2 separate regions of the Homo sapiens genome follow, and region 1 is linked to region 2. A link is a loop called in an ENCODE intact Hi-C map of the cell type or tissue named here. Cell type or tissue: IMR-90. All regions are shown on one strand.

Region 1 (8,000 bases), 300 kb before region 2:
GCCAGTTCCAGGCAGAGTGCCCTCTGTTGTAGACACCTTGTGCTTTGGGAAGTTGTCTGTGATTAGGGGAGTAATTTTCTATTTGAGGTTGGTCTCAGGAAGGGAAACCACTCCTGACTCCTGCCTGAAAACTCGCCTCCTTGCTCAGAAACACTAATTACAGGGGTCGTTTGATGCTCTCACTTAAATATTTTAGTCACTCACACATTTATTGACTATCTGTATGTGCCCAACCCCATTCCAGGTACTGAGGTTAAAAATGAGTGAGATGCAGTCTCTCCATACCACAGAGCAAAGGAGGAAGCTTGTTTGTGTATATGGAGCATGGCCCATGCAGGGTTACTTAATGCTAGAAACCAAACACTCTGAGGCAAAGAAAAGGTGTAGGGGGTTGGGGGGCAGGGTAGAGGAATAGTCTACCCAGACTGCCTGTCACTCAGACCAGCCACTCTGCTGCAAAAGGAGTTGGCTTATCTTTTTTTTTTTTTTTTTTTTTTAAGCACTTAGCAGTTTCCTAGGGCTGCTATCTGCTGTAACAAACTGTGTGGCTTAAAACAATGGATATTTATTCTCTTGCACTTCTGGCAGCTTAGAAGTCTGAAATCGAGGTGACAGCAGGACCATGCTCCCTCTGAAGGCTCTAGGGGAGACTCTTTCCTTGCCTCTTCCTAGCTTCTGGTGGTGGCTAGCAATCCCTGGTGCAGTGTAACTTCAATCTCTACCTCTGTCTTCACGTGGCATTCTTCCCTATGTATCTCTTCTGTCTCTGTCTCCAAATTTCCCTCTCCTAAATCCTGTCATTGAATTTAGGGCCACCCTAATCCAGTATGCTCTCATTGTAACTTGATTACATCTGCAAAGACCCTATTTCCAAATAAGGTCACATCCCCAGGTTCCTGGGTTAAGACTTCAATGTATCTTTTTTTTTTTTTTTTTTTGGAGGGGGCGGGAGTAGTGCACCATTCAACCATGACATCTATACTCTGTCCACCAAATGCAGGTGGGTTTTGTACAGACACCAAAGCACATATACTTTGCACTTGGGCAGTAGCCCTTTGGGAGTCACTTGGGATCTATTTCCTCTTAATTTTCTTCAAGTTTAAACAAATTTGATCATCCAAAGGAGCCATACATAGCCCAATGATGAGAAACGTGAGCTTTGGCTTTAAAACTGGTGTTGAAGCCTGCCTTTCCAATTTATTGTGAGTCCTGGAGCAACTCGTGTAACTTCTTTAATCCTCAGTTTCCTTATCAGTAAAATGGGAATAGTGAGAATACCTACACCACTGAGTTGTTATTAAGCCTGCATGAAAACCTACATGTAATGATATTCACTGTGCTGAGCACTTTACATGATCTCATATAGTCTTTTCAACAACTCTTAATTGATTGGTATTTAGACTTCTGTTTTACAGATGCAGAAATAGAAGCTAAGTGATTCGCCCAAGATCTCCAAGATACTAAAAAGTATCAAGAGTTGGAATTTGAACCTGGATTTCCACTGTGCTCTATTCCTCAAGACCCTTTTTAATAGTTATGTAGCGCTACAGTCTAGGGGTTCCTAAACTTTTTAAGGAAAGTCCAACTTTTTATATCCCTAAAGCCTTGCTCTCACTGAAGCCTTGATTGAGGCCAAGAGAGAATGCCTTGCTGCTGCCCCCATGAGCCACTGCCCATCTAAGGAATTCCCACAGATGCCCACATTTACCCACATGCTTTAAAAGCTCTTGTTTATTGAGTCTTTGCTGTTCACCTGGCTGCATATTACATTACAAGGCAAGGTAGCATGATAGTTACATGTCTGGGCTCTGGAGACAGACTGCGTATGACCTGGTGTCTTCTTAGAGCAAGCCTTCTAACTTGGGTTGGCTGAATCAAATCTATATGTAAAATGAATGATATACAGACAGTTCACTAAATCAAAGCCCATCTCCACAATCTACCTGACCTCGGACAGATGACATAATCTCTGTATCCCCCATTTTCCTTATCCCTAGGATAAGGGCTGAGAATAATAAGCCCCTATACAGTTGTTGTGAAGATTAAATAAGTTAATGCTTGTAATGCATTTGAAACATGACCCAGCACATTGTGGCCTACTGAATTTATCTTCTACTACCTTTGAGCAGGCATCATTGTCCTTACTATTTTACAAATAAAGAAACTGAGGCCAGAAAGGCCATATACCACTAGAAGGTTCGAGCAAAGCAAGGATTCAGGCTCAGGCCTGTTTGACTCCAGAGCCCAGTGGTTACAGCAGGGACTGTACTTGATTCTTTAAATCCTCCTTCTGCTACCTGTCCCATTCCTCCAGTGCCTGGACCATTGGAGATGTTTAATCAGTATTTATCCACAGATAAACCCATTGCATCTATGCCCTCCTACCTAGGCTTACCTGCTTTCGAGATCAGGGGATGTGTTAGAAGGATGTGATCAGTCCTTATCAATACCCTTTCTGTTTTTAGTAGTTTGGATAACATTTATTGAGTGTCTACTATATGGCCAGGCATTGTGAGAAGCATTTCACACATACCTTTCCTCATTTACTTTCAGAACCTTCTAAAGGAGGCTTCACTCTCTGCATTTTATGGAAACTCTGGCTTACAAGGACCCCATCGAAAAGGATGTTCCCTCTTTGTGGCCACCTTCTTTCATGTCCTTTACAGCCGGACATCCTATTTTGGCCAGACCATATAATTGAAAATGATCTTAATAATGAGACAGACAGAAAATAACCTCACCATTTCTCTCCTCTTCTTCTTCTTCTTTTTTTTTTTTTTTTTTTTTTTTTTTTTTGAGACAGAGCCTTACTCTGTTGCCCAGGCTGGAGTGCAGTGGCGCGATCTCGACTCACTGCAATCTCCGCCTCCCGGGTTCCAGCGATTCTCCTGCCTCAGCCTCCTGAGTAGCTGGGATTATAGGCCCTGCCACCATGCCTGGCTAATTTTGTATTTTTAGTAGAGACGGGGTTTTACCATGTTGGCCAGGCGGATCACTTGAGGTCAGGAGTTCTCTCCTCTTCTTAAAAGCCCCAGAGTCCCACCATATTTTAATTATTTGATGGAGGGCCAACCACTGCCTGCCACAAAACTTAAAGGGGCACAATTTCCCTTGTGATCTTGGTGAAGGGAGCCCATAGAGTTGTGCAAGGCTGCTCTGGGCAGAGGTGAGTGAAGCACTGCCCCTTACGAGGCTGCTGGCAATCTTGCTTGTTTTTCCATTTTCCACCACAAGAGGGCAACATATGACCATGAATGATTTGAAAATAAAGCGATTCCTTAACTGGTTCTCTTTTTACCAAAGAATTTTAATAATTGTGCTCCTGGTAAGTTAGAATGGGGAAAGTTCTTCTGTTAGCGCCAAGTGAATATTCTTAAGGGATTGAAATTCAAATTGTCTTGAGAATTCTCCAAAAAGGAAATAAAAGACATAGAAAAATGTTATATGAACCACATAAATGGCTGTTTTTATAGGTCAAAATGTTTGAATATGGGTCATTTCTGATAAAACAGGAGACTCCTTCACACGTGCCTTACTTATGAAAAGGGGTTCCTAAGCCTTGCACATCTTCAAATTGAGGAGATTGTTTTCAGACGTAACCACATGGGTTCAGAATGGCAATTATGCAGATGGAGAATGCCTTCCATGGCTTCTTGTCTGCCCTGTGAGTGCTCATAGCTCTCTTGTAGGCTCCCAGATGAGTACTTTTTACTCCATTTTAAAATGATTTGTTGGCTTATCTATCTCTCCTTCTGCACCAAAAGTTTCTTGGCAACTTGAGTCTTCCTGAGGTGTACAGTGCCTGGTGAAATGAATACAACACATCGGTCTATATAGGACATATTGGGTAGATGGATGGGTGAACAGATGGACAGCCAACTGACGCGTGCTAAAGGTTGTACACTCTCTGAGGCAGAGGCAGCTGTTATGTTTGTTTTTATTTTCAAAATCTACTTCAGGAGTCTCTGTGAACATGGGATTCTGTAGAGCTCTAAGCCATCTGGCCCTTGTAATTCTTCTGACCTTGTACCTTCTTCCAATTTTAATGTAATTTCTCCTTTTCTTTAGAGAACATTTCCTAACTCTACTAAAATGCACATAGCCAATGGCCCGTCCCAATTGTTGGGTATGAAACACGCCTGCTTGTTTTCAGATTCAGAGCAGTGCTAAAGGCTAATACTTACGCAGGGCTTGCAAAGCACTAGAACCAGCTGGTGCTAAGCTCTTTACATTTGTAAACTCCTGTCTCTTAATACAACAAATCTATGCAGTAGCTACCACTTTCAATCCCTGTTTCAAAGGTGAGAAAATAGAGGCACAAAGAGCCTACATCCCTTGCCCACGGTCCCCTAGTCAGAAAATGGTACTCGGCCTGTCTCCTTGCTGTGGACTGAGGGAGCTCAAAGGAGAAGGGGAGGAAGTGTTCTCTCTTCCTTTTCTTGCCTGTACTGGACAGCAGGTGAGGCCTGGCTCACAGCTGGCAAACAGGACCCAGGTACTACGGAGCCCTGGTCAGCCCTGTAAAGAGATGTAAGCAGCTATAAGTAGCAGAAGCCCAATTAGGGTTCAGTGAGCCCCTATGAGGCCTGACACACAAGGACTGCACACAGAGAGAGGGGCGTCTCCTGCAGCCACAGGCAGTGGTGGGGCAGATGGACTTCAAGACCCTGAGACACATTTTGGGAGGCCAGGCGGGCAGATCGCTTGAGATGAGGAGTTCGAGACCAGCCTGTCCAACACAGTGAAACCCTGTCTCTATTAAAATTACCAAAATTAGCAGGGCATGGTGGCACACACCTGTAATCCCAGCTCAGGTGGGATTGAGGCTGAGGCACGAGAACTCAGGAGGCTGAGGCACGAGAATTGCTTGAACCTGGAAGGCAGAGGTTGCAGAGATTGCACAACTGCACTCCAGCCTGGGAGACAGAGTGACTCTGCCTCCCCACAAAAAAAAAAAAAAAAAAAAAAAAAAAAAGACCCTGAAACAAGAGGAACCCAGGCAGCGTCTCCTGGTTGTCTCAGCACATCTGTTTCATTTTCCTCTCTCTCTGCTGACCCATTTGTCAATGGAAATTAGGTTTCTCAGTGTGTGTGGTTTTTTTTTTACAAACTCATTTAATCAAGCACCTATGAATATTTCAAATTTTTAAGTCAAATATTTGTTTTCTTTTAAAATTCCTTGTCTAATAAGGAAAACTTTTCAAGTATTCAAGTTGTTCTCATGTAATCAAATAATAACAGCAGATCCTTGTACAGGGCATACTATAGCCACCCTGGTTTCAGAACTATCTGTAAATTGCTTCATTCAAACTTGACTACAACAAGTAAAGTAGAGCTGCTATCATTATCTCCATCTTGACAGATGAGGAAATGGAAGCACAAAGAGGTTAAGTAACTTGTCCAAGATCATATTACTAGTAACTGGTAGAATAAGGGTTCAGACCCTGTCACTTTGGCTTTAGAGGCCATTCCCTCAAGTACTATAGTATACTGTCTGCATGTGATGACTTAAACTTATAAATATAATACAGTCCAAGTTTTCTGGAATGTTCCACTAATGTTTATAATTTTGATAAAATTCTTCTCATAAAATTCTTCTCATACCTCCTTAAACTTAAAATCCTGTCTAAATAAGTAACACAACCTGCACTTAATTATAAACTGGAACCACAAGGCTAATCTTTAGATAAACTAATATCCCACATTTCTTAAATGTATTTCAAATGCCAAATATACCTAGTTTTCCCCCCCTTACTCCAAAAATATTAATACTATGTTCATTTTATTATTTGTATCCTATGTGATATATTTCATCATCTGTACACTTAATTTTAAGAGAGTATGTTTTAAAATGCCTACTTAAAAAACCATTCTCTCACCTCAAGTGATGAGGGGTTACCTTTCCAGTTGAATTGGGGTGACACCAGCTGGGTGAGGTGTGGCTCGGCCAAGGGTCTGGATGTGGAGGCACCGAGTCCAGAATACCAGCGCCAAAAGGGATTCTCCAGTGGCTTGTGTTCCCAGCCCCTGTTCCCGATTCTCAGGTCTGATGAATCTGCAAGCCCTACCTACGTGAGAAGATTCATCTAACCTATTTTCTGCTTGATACTATTTCGAATTCTTTTCTGATTCTTCCCGTACATCAGATCCACAACTCTTAGAGATGTATGAATGATCCCGAGTTGGATCCTGCATAGCTGTCACGGACTCTCACATATTGTCAGGCTGTCAGCAGCAGTTCTGTGGATATTCTCATGCCTCAACTGTTCTTGCCCCACAGCTCATAAGTTTACCTGTCTTTCTGGTTCAAGGGCTAACCTAATCTGGCTAGTACACTTTTGAGTCCCAATTCTAGATTCCAAGGAGAGAAAACATGAGTGGTCCAGCTTTAGTCAGGGGTCTACCCCATTTGCTCATGGCCTGGAGTCAGGGTCCTGGAGTAGACACCTGGCCTCAGGCCTTCACTCTCATGGAATAGTTGGGGGACAGTTCTCAGAGAAGAGAGGAGATGAGTAGAAAGCACAGTATGGAAAAAGGGTCAGAGGAAAGAGGTTGTTCAAGGAGTATCTTCACAGTAGGAGAGGAAAAAAACAAAAGCAGTGCTCAAACTGGGCCAAGAACTCAGAGTTGAAGTTGTGTGTAGAAAGCTGGCAGAGGAACAGTGCTGGACAAGATCACATTGACTGGGACCCTCAAAGCCACCCCAGCTAAGGATGGGACCCTTTTTGCAAGCCTTGGTTAATCTTTTTCCACTCTTATTTCTCCAAGCCATTCAAGGCATCACTGCCAGCCAGTCAACTTTCCAAAAACATATTGGTTTATATTCTTTTTGCTTACAAATTTCCATAGTTCCCCAGCACTTTCAAAATAAAGTTTAGCACGGTTCACAAGGCTCCATAGACTTGCCCCAACTATTTCTCCAGTCTCATCCCTGTCACTGCAACCTCTTCAGAGCCGCAGCTCTGTAAACACACCTTCAGGATAGCACCAAGGCCATCCCGCTATGATGGCTCCTTTCTGATGTGAACTTTTTTGAGAACAGAGGCCCATCCACCTTTGTTTCTATCTCCAACCCCACTCAGAATGTGAGAAAAAAAATTGTATCTTTACATCATTTTCCAGTTCATAAAGGCTTTCCTAGACATTAACTGAGGCAATCTTCGCAAAAACCTTGGGAGAGAGGTATTATTTCATGAAGAAATTGAGGCTCAGAAGGACAAGGGGGCTGACAATGACCGATAATCTACCTTATACCAGGCACAGTACTGGGTGTTTTCACATGTGACCTGTTTTCAGTTTTCTGAACAAACTTCAGAGCTATCCCCATTTTATAGGCTCAGATGAGTTAAGTAACTTGCTCTAGATTGTACCTCTCATACATTTTACAGTGAAAGATTTGAGCCCTAGTTGTATCTGGCTGCTGAACCTGTGCCCTTCCCGTTAGAATGTAGTGCCTTGCCTGGGGCTGAGCATTTACTACCTGCTTAGTTACTGGTGGCTGGAGAAATGAATAACCGTTTTCCACTCTTGGGGACAAACACTTCAAGCCCTCTGGAACAGGCACCTGCAGCCATCACAAGCATAGGGCCTTGGGCTGGAGTGTCTGATTAACCCTGCTGCTTTAAGCCAAATTTCTGCCTTTCTTTCTAGTGCTTATGCCTGGAAATAGGGTTATCAGGCTCATCCCTTATGCCCACTCCTGGGACATTAGCTAAGAAAGAATTCTTGGTGTGAAGAGGTGAACCCATTCAGGCCAGCCCTCACATGGGGCCTGGGACACCATTATTAACTGTCCATTAAATATTTTTTAAAGAAACATAGAAAAGAAAGAGTGAATAAAGGATTGGTAAGTCTACGGTTTCTGCTATGCTCTACTGGGAAGGTATCACTGCTGATGCAAATGGAAGCTGGAGTCTTTGCAAGGCTGGGAGCGAAGGGGTTCATAACTCTGCCATTGTGAAATTGATTGGACCCAAGACCAGTATGAAAGTTCCTTGTCT
Region 2 (8,000 bases):
TACCATTGTTGAAGGCAAGAGGATACAAAGAGCATTCATCGGGCCAGGCGCCTTCTCAAGAAGGGCTCATCAAGGTGGAAAACCAAGTGGCACATACTTGTGGAGAAAGTTTGAAAGGAGTAGGGGTTAAGGGAGTGGTAGGGATTGAGGAAAAGCCTAATAACATGGTAATAGGAGATAACAGACTACAAAACCCCTGTGAAACCAGGAATAAAAGAGCCCCATGCTTCACAAATACAAGATTGAATGAGTTTCATGTTTAATGTAAATACACCTGCCATTTGTTCTCTGAAGCACTGGTTACAGGTTTTGAGATAAAATAGAGTTTTGAACATTGTGCCAGTGTAATTTGCCTTTGCCCAGGCATAGACTGTACACTTTGTTCCTGAACAGTCCTTAGAGACAACATAGTGCTCTGATCAGCTCAAAGGTCCCACCTCCTGATGTGAGACCTCTGCTTCCACCTGGCCTGCATCTGAGACTCCTTGGCTATTGACAGAGTAGGGGGAAGTGAGACAGTGGCCCAGGGTGCCAGTGATCTCATGGCTAAAGTGGATCATTTTACTCTCCTGCATTGAAGTTACTCACTGCATTAAGGGTAAAGAGCAAAACCCTCAATTTCTCCTATAAAGCCCTGGCCTACCTTTTGCTCAAGTCTCACCATTCTCTCTGCAGTTGCTCAGGCCTACTTTCAGTTCCTAGACTGTTACTGTGCAGGGTCCAGCCTCAGGGCCTTTGCTGTCCTCTGCGTGTGAGCCCTTCTGCTCCCTTCCCCTTCAGCTTTCAATTCTTCTTTCCTTAAGTCAACATTACATATTATTTCTTTACGGACACTGTCCCTGAACCCAACCTCACAGCAGAAGACATCAGGTGACCTCTTACATTGGTCACTGGGCACCATACTTTCCCTGTGGCTCCTGTCCCAGTTTATAATTATACATTTGTGTGATTACCTGATGAATGTCTCCTCTTCCACTGGACTGTGAATTCCATGAGGGTAATTCTGGCACTCAGTCTAAGCCTGACACCTGGCAGGTACTCAAAGGGTATTTGTTTAAGAAATTAATTATTAAATGTATCACAGATACATCAGAAGATGCAAATAAGCAAACAGGAAGAAAAAAAGCAATCACAGTTCTACAACCAAAGAAAAGCCACTTTCCATTTTTTGGCATATACTTTAAAATTTTTTTTCTATTCTATAAAATAATATGATTTTCCCTTAATAGTATGGTAAACAGGATTAAGCATCCACTAAATTTAATTTGCCATCATTTTATTCAACCAATCCCCTATTGCTAGACTCAAATCAGATTTGTATGATCTATTGTTTCATGGAAACCGATGCAAAATTATAAAAAATTAAATCATTTTTGCTTCTCAATCAGCATTTTACTTTATCCAAAAGGAGTATATGATGAGAAATCAAGAGTGACTGTCCAGGAAAATGGAGATGTGGCAGATGGAGCTGCAGACCACGTGGGGAGAGCCCTGGCCACAGGAAATGACTGTGGTTGGTAGAGGGGAAAGTATTGGACAGTTAAGGAGTTGCCACCTGCCCCTGGTGGAGGCAAATGTTGTTTTGTGGAAAGCACGTGGCATAATGACAGGGCCTCTGCAGGCTCAGTGATGTGGGTGAGCAAAATGGCTGTCTTGGGATTATCTAGGAGCTTCTGAAGGCAGTAGGGTGGTGGCTAATTTCTTAATGCTGCTCTCCCATCCTAGTGATGGGCAGAGAGGATGAGAAAGCCAGCTCTGGGGAGACAACTGTTGTTCCAAAGTGAGGAGTCACCACTACCTGCCATCTCGCAGACTCTTGTCTAGTGCCCCCTTGAGGCCATGCTTGTTGTTAGCCCTGACTCGGGTGCCCCGGCACCTGCCGTAAACCAAGCTAGACCCAGATTGCGTTTGGGTGCCTGGAACAGGAGAAGTTTTAGGAATTTATGTTAGAGATTCACCATGTTGTACTTTCTGCCAAAGCGTCCCTCCCTGAGTCAGAATAGTGGAAGGCTGACTATATTCCACCCAGCACGACGCACTGAATGCTTGGTATGAGCAGCACATCATACGACAGGAATCTCACAACAAAGCAATGAAGTAGTTACCACTATGATCTCCACCTTATAGATGAAGTACCTGAGACTTGGAAAGTGTCAAAACCAGAATTTGAACGCAGGTCTGTCTGAGCCCAGACCCTTTGCTTTTTAAACCACTCTTTATGAAGAATCTCAGTAGGTTCTTAAGAACGGGGCGTGGTACTCTCTAGAGCGTTTGTGACCCAACACTATGAATTGAAACAAGGCAAGCTCTGTGCTCCCATTTGGGGAAAGTTAATATTTCACATGCTCTCGAGAATTTAGGAGCTTGGTAAAAACTTACTATTAAACAGGGCTTTTCTTTAATTCCTTTTGTTTAAAAATTTTCTTGTGAAACACTCTATATACTGTGCCTCCCTCTGAGACGTCAGTGGTGCCAGAGACCGTTAGGGAGTTTGTGTAAATAGAGAGAGGGCCAAATGCTGCCCACACAAGTAGTGAGGCATGAGGCTGAGTGCGTGGAACAGTTCCATAGCTAGCCCTAGGCTCTGAAGAGTGTCCTGAGACCTCATCTGGGTCCCAAAATCGGTGGGCAGTGCTGTCTCCGCGAGACAATGACCAGCATGAGGAAATACCTTTAACCATTCATCTTTTTAAAAAGATAAGTTTGCTAAGCAAATAAAACCAGTTAGCCTTGAAAGTTCAGTATTAATGAATGTTAATGCATATCTTGAGATTTTCTAAAAAACTGACAAATCTTCCAAAAGACAGGAATATCTAGAGGGTAAATAACAGGACTAAAATGCTTTGAAACATCTTTGAAATGATGGTTCAATGCACAGGGTCAAAGGGTAGGACTGGTTCTCTTCAAGCATTTTAAAAAAATGCCTCATTTTTATTTAACATTGTTTTGGGAAGGAGTGCATTATATTGACACATTGAGAAAAAAATTCCTTTTTGTTTTTCTAAAACTAATAGGAGCTTAGGCATTATGATTAAGGACCAAAAAGAGCCAATGCCGATGAATGCCCTCTTTCTTCAGCTGTAAAATTTAATGGCCGCTACCGAGAGGTTTTTCTTTTAATCAGCAAAAAATTTATTTTGTCCTTGACATTTTATGCCAAAAATCAGCCCAGAGAATGTGTTTTATAGCCTGGGCTGAATTCCCCTAAAGGTAGAGTTTTCCTATGAGCAGTGTTCATTGAATTGGCTTTTTTTTTTTTTTTTTGCACTAGATAACTATATTAATTTATTAGATAATCTTTTTATTGTTTCAGCAAGATAGAGGAAACTTACACAGAGACAGCAGAGCATAATGGGTAAGCATCTGGGTTCTTTTGGAAGACGAGATATTGGTTTCCATTGGCCTTGCTACTTCCTGTCTTTCTGACCTTGAGTAAATTACTCTTCCAGAGCCTGTTTCTTTGTTCAATTGGGGATCATAATAGTGCCGCCGTCATCATGCTGTCATGATTAATGCACCTAAAGCATTTAGCACAGCTGTCAGCACTTATTGAGTATTGACTAATTATTAGCGATGCACAGTGATCTATAACTTAAAGCTTCGTCTCAGAATATGCCTTCTTATGATCTGATAGTAATAGGAATCAGCAGAAAATAAGGTGGTTCAACTATCCGGGAAAACTACCAAATATCCGCTTAGCAGAGGCAAAATAAATGTAGCTTAAATGCAGCTGAAAATGCTGAAAGCTGCTTTTGTTTCTCATGTTATAGAAATGCAGTTATTTTTATTAAAAGTGATGGGAAATCCATCTGTAATCTCCTGTCTTTCTTTTATCTGTTTGTAAAAATAGCTCAGTAAACCCATAAATGCCAAGACCCTGTTCAGTGTGAGAAACATTGTTGGGCAGGATGGGAAAGTTCAAAGAAATATCAGATGCAATCCCTGCTTTGGTGGAATATTTGGTGTAACTTGGAAAATTAAATGGAAAAAAAATTAAACAACAAAACAGCACCCAGCTGCCAAATAAGTGAGGAAGGAAAGACCTCAGGCTGAAGCACTGGTGATGGGAGGAGGGATTTATTTGAGCTGGTTTTTCAAAGGATGGGTAAGGAAAGAATAGCAGGAAGGCGTCTCATAGGTATGGTTTAATGGTAAGAGCAAAGTCAGTGTAGTGGCAAAGAACAAGGCAAGAGGGTGGAGTGGTTAGCAAGTGAAGGCTCATTAATGCTTAAGGCTACCTTTGAAACAGAAGTGTCTGTCTGACCGGATTCAGGAGGCCTGTCCATCACGCCATTCTCCACCACCATGATTCATTACTCCAGAGTCTCTTATCTTCAAATCAAAAGCAAGACGAGAGGCAGATACAGATATGAGGAAGTGCTTTGCTTTTCGCTACTCTGCCAAACATAGTTTACATACCAACACTGATAATCTGTCAGCCCACCTCTCCTGGACACTTAATCATTTCCCTGGAATCCACTGGAATAATTTTTTTATGCATTACAAAGTATGCTTCAGAGTGTCTATTTCTTAAGATAAGTTTGCATTCCTTTAACCAAGTGGCATTCCCACAAAGCCCCAAGGTGGCCCGTGTTACACATTCCTTCTTACAGCCAAAGTGGTCAGTTAGGAAGGCAGCTACCTTCATGGCCTGTTAGTAAGAATGTTGGACACTTGTTGGGCATTTACTCTGTGGGAGACACTGTTCTCAGTGCTTTACATGTCCAAATTCATTTAACTCTCCAGAAGAGGGAGCAGTAGGAGAGAAGGGTGATGAACAGACCCTACAAACGGACTAAATTATTAAATAATGAATCAGCAATTAGTTCTAAAAATGTTTATGTAGTGCTTACTGTGTGCCAGACACCATGATTAAAGGACAATCGAAGTAACTCGGTAATCACCTCTGAACTGCCAGTATGGGTGTTTTATCACCTTCCATGTTCTGTGTTGACGGTTTATTGAACACATTTTGAGTTCTTCAGGGCAGTGCTTATTAAATTCAGCGTGCGTTTGGATCGCCTGGGAATCATGGTAAAATGCAGATTCCGATTTGAAAGTGCTGTGGTGGAGCCTGCGAGTTTGCATTTCTAACAAGCTCATGGGGGTGGCGACGCTGCACATCCAGGTGACCTCTTGAAGTAGCAAGATCTTAGAGAACCAAGTAAATGGCAGAGGAAATACAAGCAGGATAAGACAGGAACATATTGTCACTTTCACACCAGAAGAGGCAGTAGGCCTGGATTTGGCCCCAGGCCCCAGTTTAACATGATCATTATGGTTGTTGTCGCTACCATGTGCACCAAAGGAATCTAAGAGCTTGGAACCTTAAGGCCCAATGGCACGGTTTACAATGCTAACACACCTTAAAGTTAAAGGAAGAATGTACGCTATCCTAGGAACATGACTGATAAGGTGCGGCAGAGAGAGTGGGGTGGGGCGGGTGGGGTGGGAGGCTAGAAGTCAGGAAACCTGTGTTCTCATCAGGGCTCATTTACAGACTTGCTATGTGACCTAGTTTAATCACTGAGCCTTTCAGTGTCCCGATATCCTCATCTACAAAGCAGACTGGTAAACATCTGCTCTGCCCACCCAGGACTGCAGAAGTGAGACAGGATGCACAAAAGCTCTTGGGAAAACCAAAGAAACACTGCAAATGTGCATTTTTATAATTAAAAAATATAGAGTCTGTCTTCAGCAGTAGGCAGGAAAGAGGGGGTATCTCAGGAGCTCCCACTTTGGTTTATGTCTCTCTGAGGGCTTGTTATGCTTCTCAGCCTATTCTGTATTCAGGAGATGCATAGAGCTTCTGGCTTCATGCTGTTTCAGAGCAGCCCACTTCAGCCTTTTCTTTACCAATAGAAACCCCTAGACTATCACAGCTTGTCCTTCTTGCACTGAACCCATTAAGAATAAAGAAAGTCTCTGGGCTGGGGAGTGGAAGTGAGGGACATAACATTTACTGAGTATTTTATGTGAGTTATTTTACTTAATCTTCACAACACTCCTAGGAGGAAGGTAGTCTGAATTATGAAATTGTTCCAATTTCATAGATGAGGCACCTAAAGCTCAGACAGGCTCACTTGCCTGGGGTTTGGTTTTGTTTCTCTTTGTAAAAGGTAAGTCTTTTCAATTTAGTAGGTCAAAACACGTGATTCTCTCCTTTTCATAAGACTATAAAGTTAGCAACCTCTGGTATCTGGTTAACAGTTCACTTTGTGCAGGTTATTCCAGAGGTAGATAGCATGAGTTTATGTCGAAGCCCAGGATTTTGTGCCAAACATCCGTCTCTTTGCAACAGAATTGGAGAATTGTTCCAGAATTCTTTGAATTCTTAATTTGCAGAATTTCATAAAGAGTTCTACAGCTCACTTTTCCTAGGAATAGAGGAGAGCGGCAACTGAAGACAGCAGGCTTTTTCTTTTTAGTATTGATGATGATGATGATGAGCTTTAACACAGCTTATCCAGGTAATCCTCATGTAGTGCTGTGATGTTGATGGTTTTGTTACCCATATTTTAGAGAAGAGGAAACTAGAGACTTAGAGGGTTAAGAGACTTATACACAGCCTAACTATTCCAAGTGTTTAGGACTAAGTGGACTTTAGTCTTGGTTTTTCCAGCTCCAACTCTGAGGGTTGTTTCCATATTCCCCTGTATTACATGGATTAACCAGTGTTAGTGACCATCCGGCTAAGAAATTAGCAGTGGCTCTCAGTGGAAAAGAGCTACTTGATTCTAATGATAGTAATAATGAAAACAACTGCCAGCTTCCTGTGCTGTTGGTAGGGCCTCCTGGGTTGGCCCTGTCACATCCCATCATGTCACGGGGCATGTGAGATCACGGGGCTGAAATAACCCTGGGCGACTGATGTAAAACAGATTGCGTGTGACACCTGCCCTTGGGCTTCCCAGCGTGGCACTTCAGCCCCTCTTGGCTCAGAAAGCATTTAATATACCCACAGAGTGCTGGGTTCCCCCCCAAAACTTTCTGCAAACTTCCTTGTAACTCTGGAACAGGATCCCAGGCCATGTGGAATCTTGAAAAGGTGATTGACACTGGAGACGCAAGGTCCTGTTGGTTTGGGCTGGTTACTCAATGTCTTTGAGTCTCAGTTTTTCACCTGCAAGTGGGAATAAGGATAGTACTCCGTTCTCTGAGTTGTGAGGGTTAATTGAGCCAGTGGTGCCAGATCACAGTAGGTACCCAGGCAAAGAGGATTGTTGTAGCTTACTTTCTTCTGGATTACATCATCCTTAATTTTTCTCTTTCCCTCTCCTCTCAGAAGTCATCACAAATTCTGACACTTCTAAATTATGCCTTAAGCCTATCTATATTGTGTCTAGCTACCACCTTAGTCTAAATCAGCTTCACCTCTAGCCTAGATTACTATACTAGCTTCTTACCTGGTCTTCTGCTTGTACTCCCACTTGACAGAGCATCTAGAGTGATTTTATTAAAATATAAACCAGATCATTCATTCGCTTTTGTAAAACTCTTCAGCGGTTTCCAATTGCACTTTGAATCAATCTGTACCCCTTACCCTGCAAACTGCCACCTGCTGTGGTCCCTGCCCACTTACCCACCTCCACTGGATGCCCCTCGATACCCAGCTCACTGTGCCTCGGTCATGACGGCCTTCTTTTTCTTCCTTGGATGCACCAAAACCAGGGGGCCTGAGGACCTTTGCATGTGCTGTTTGTCCCCTTTGCCTGGAATGCTATTCTCCAAGATCTTTGCATAGCTGGAAATTTTGTAGCTCTAAACACGGGGTTCTTCCATTTCATAAGACTATAAAGCTAGCAACCTCTGGTATCTGGTTAACAGTTCACTTTGTGCAGGTTATTCCAGATGCAGATAGCATGGGTTTAGGTTTTCATTTAGAGAACCACCTGACCTCTCCGTAGAAACTCACCACATTCTCTCCCCCAGTGACTTTCTAACACATTACAGTGTTTTAATTTTCTTCATGTACTCAGCACTACTTGAAGTTTTCTCAT

The links. Hi-C counts contacts between places; a loop is a spot of excess contacts. Peaks named below come from ENCODE experiments on the same cell type or tissue, not always from the same donor. Only the 100,000 strongest peaks of a DNase experiment are listed, where the experiment ranks them.
Region 1: it touches region 2 in a loop (7-fold over the local background); 24 of 110 quality-filtered maps call a loop at or near these places.

What each region holds. Positions count from the first base shown.
Region 1 is chr1:63,612,785-63,620,784 of GRCh38, forward strand. All of the region lies in intron 1 of PGM1 (phosphoglucomutase 1), which reads left to right. Among named protein-coding and RNA genes, the nearest start is that of PGM1, 23 kb to the left of the region's middle. In IMR-90, a CTCF peak has its summit at 3,235 (motif pointing right); a DNase peak (open chromatin) is centred at 3,237.
Region 2 is chr1:63,916,242-63,924,241 of GRCh38, forward strand. The region is part of intron 1 of ROR1 (receptor tyrosine kinase like orphan receptor 1); the gene reads left to right. Among named protein-coding and RNA genes, the nearest start is that of ROR1, 150 kb to the left of the region's middle. RefSeq lists a silencer at 1,821-1,890. In IMR-90, CTCF peaks have their summits at 1,842 (motif pointing left) and 4,751 (motif pointing right); a DNase peak (open chromatin) is centred at 4,610; H3K27ac peaks cover 623 bases; H3K27me3 peaks cover 213 bases.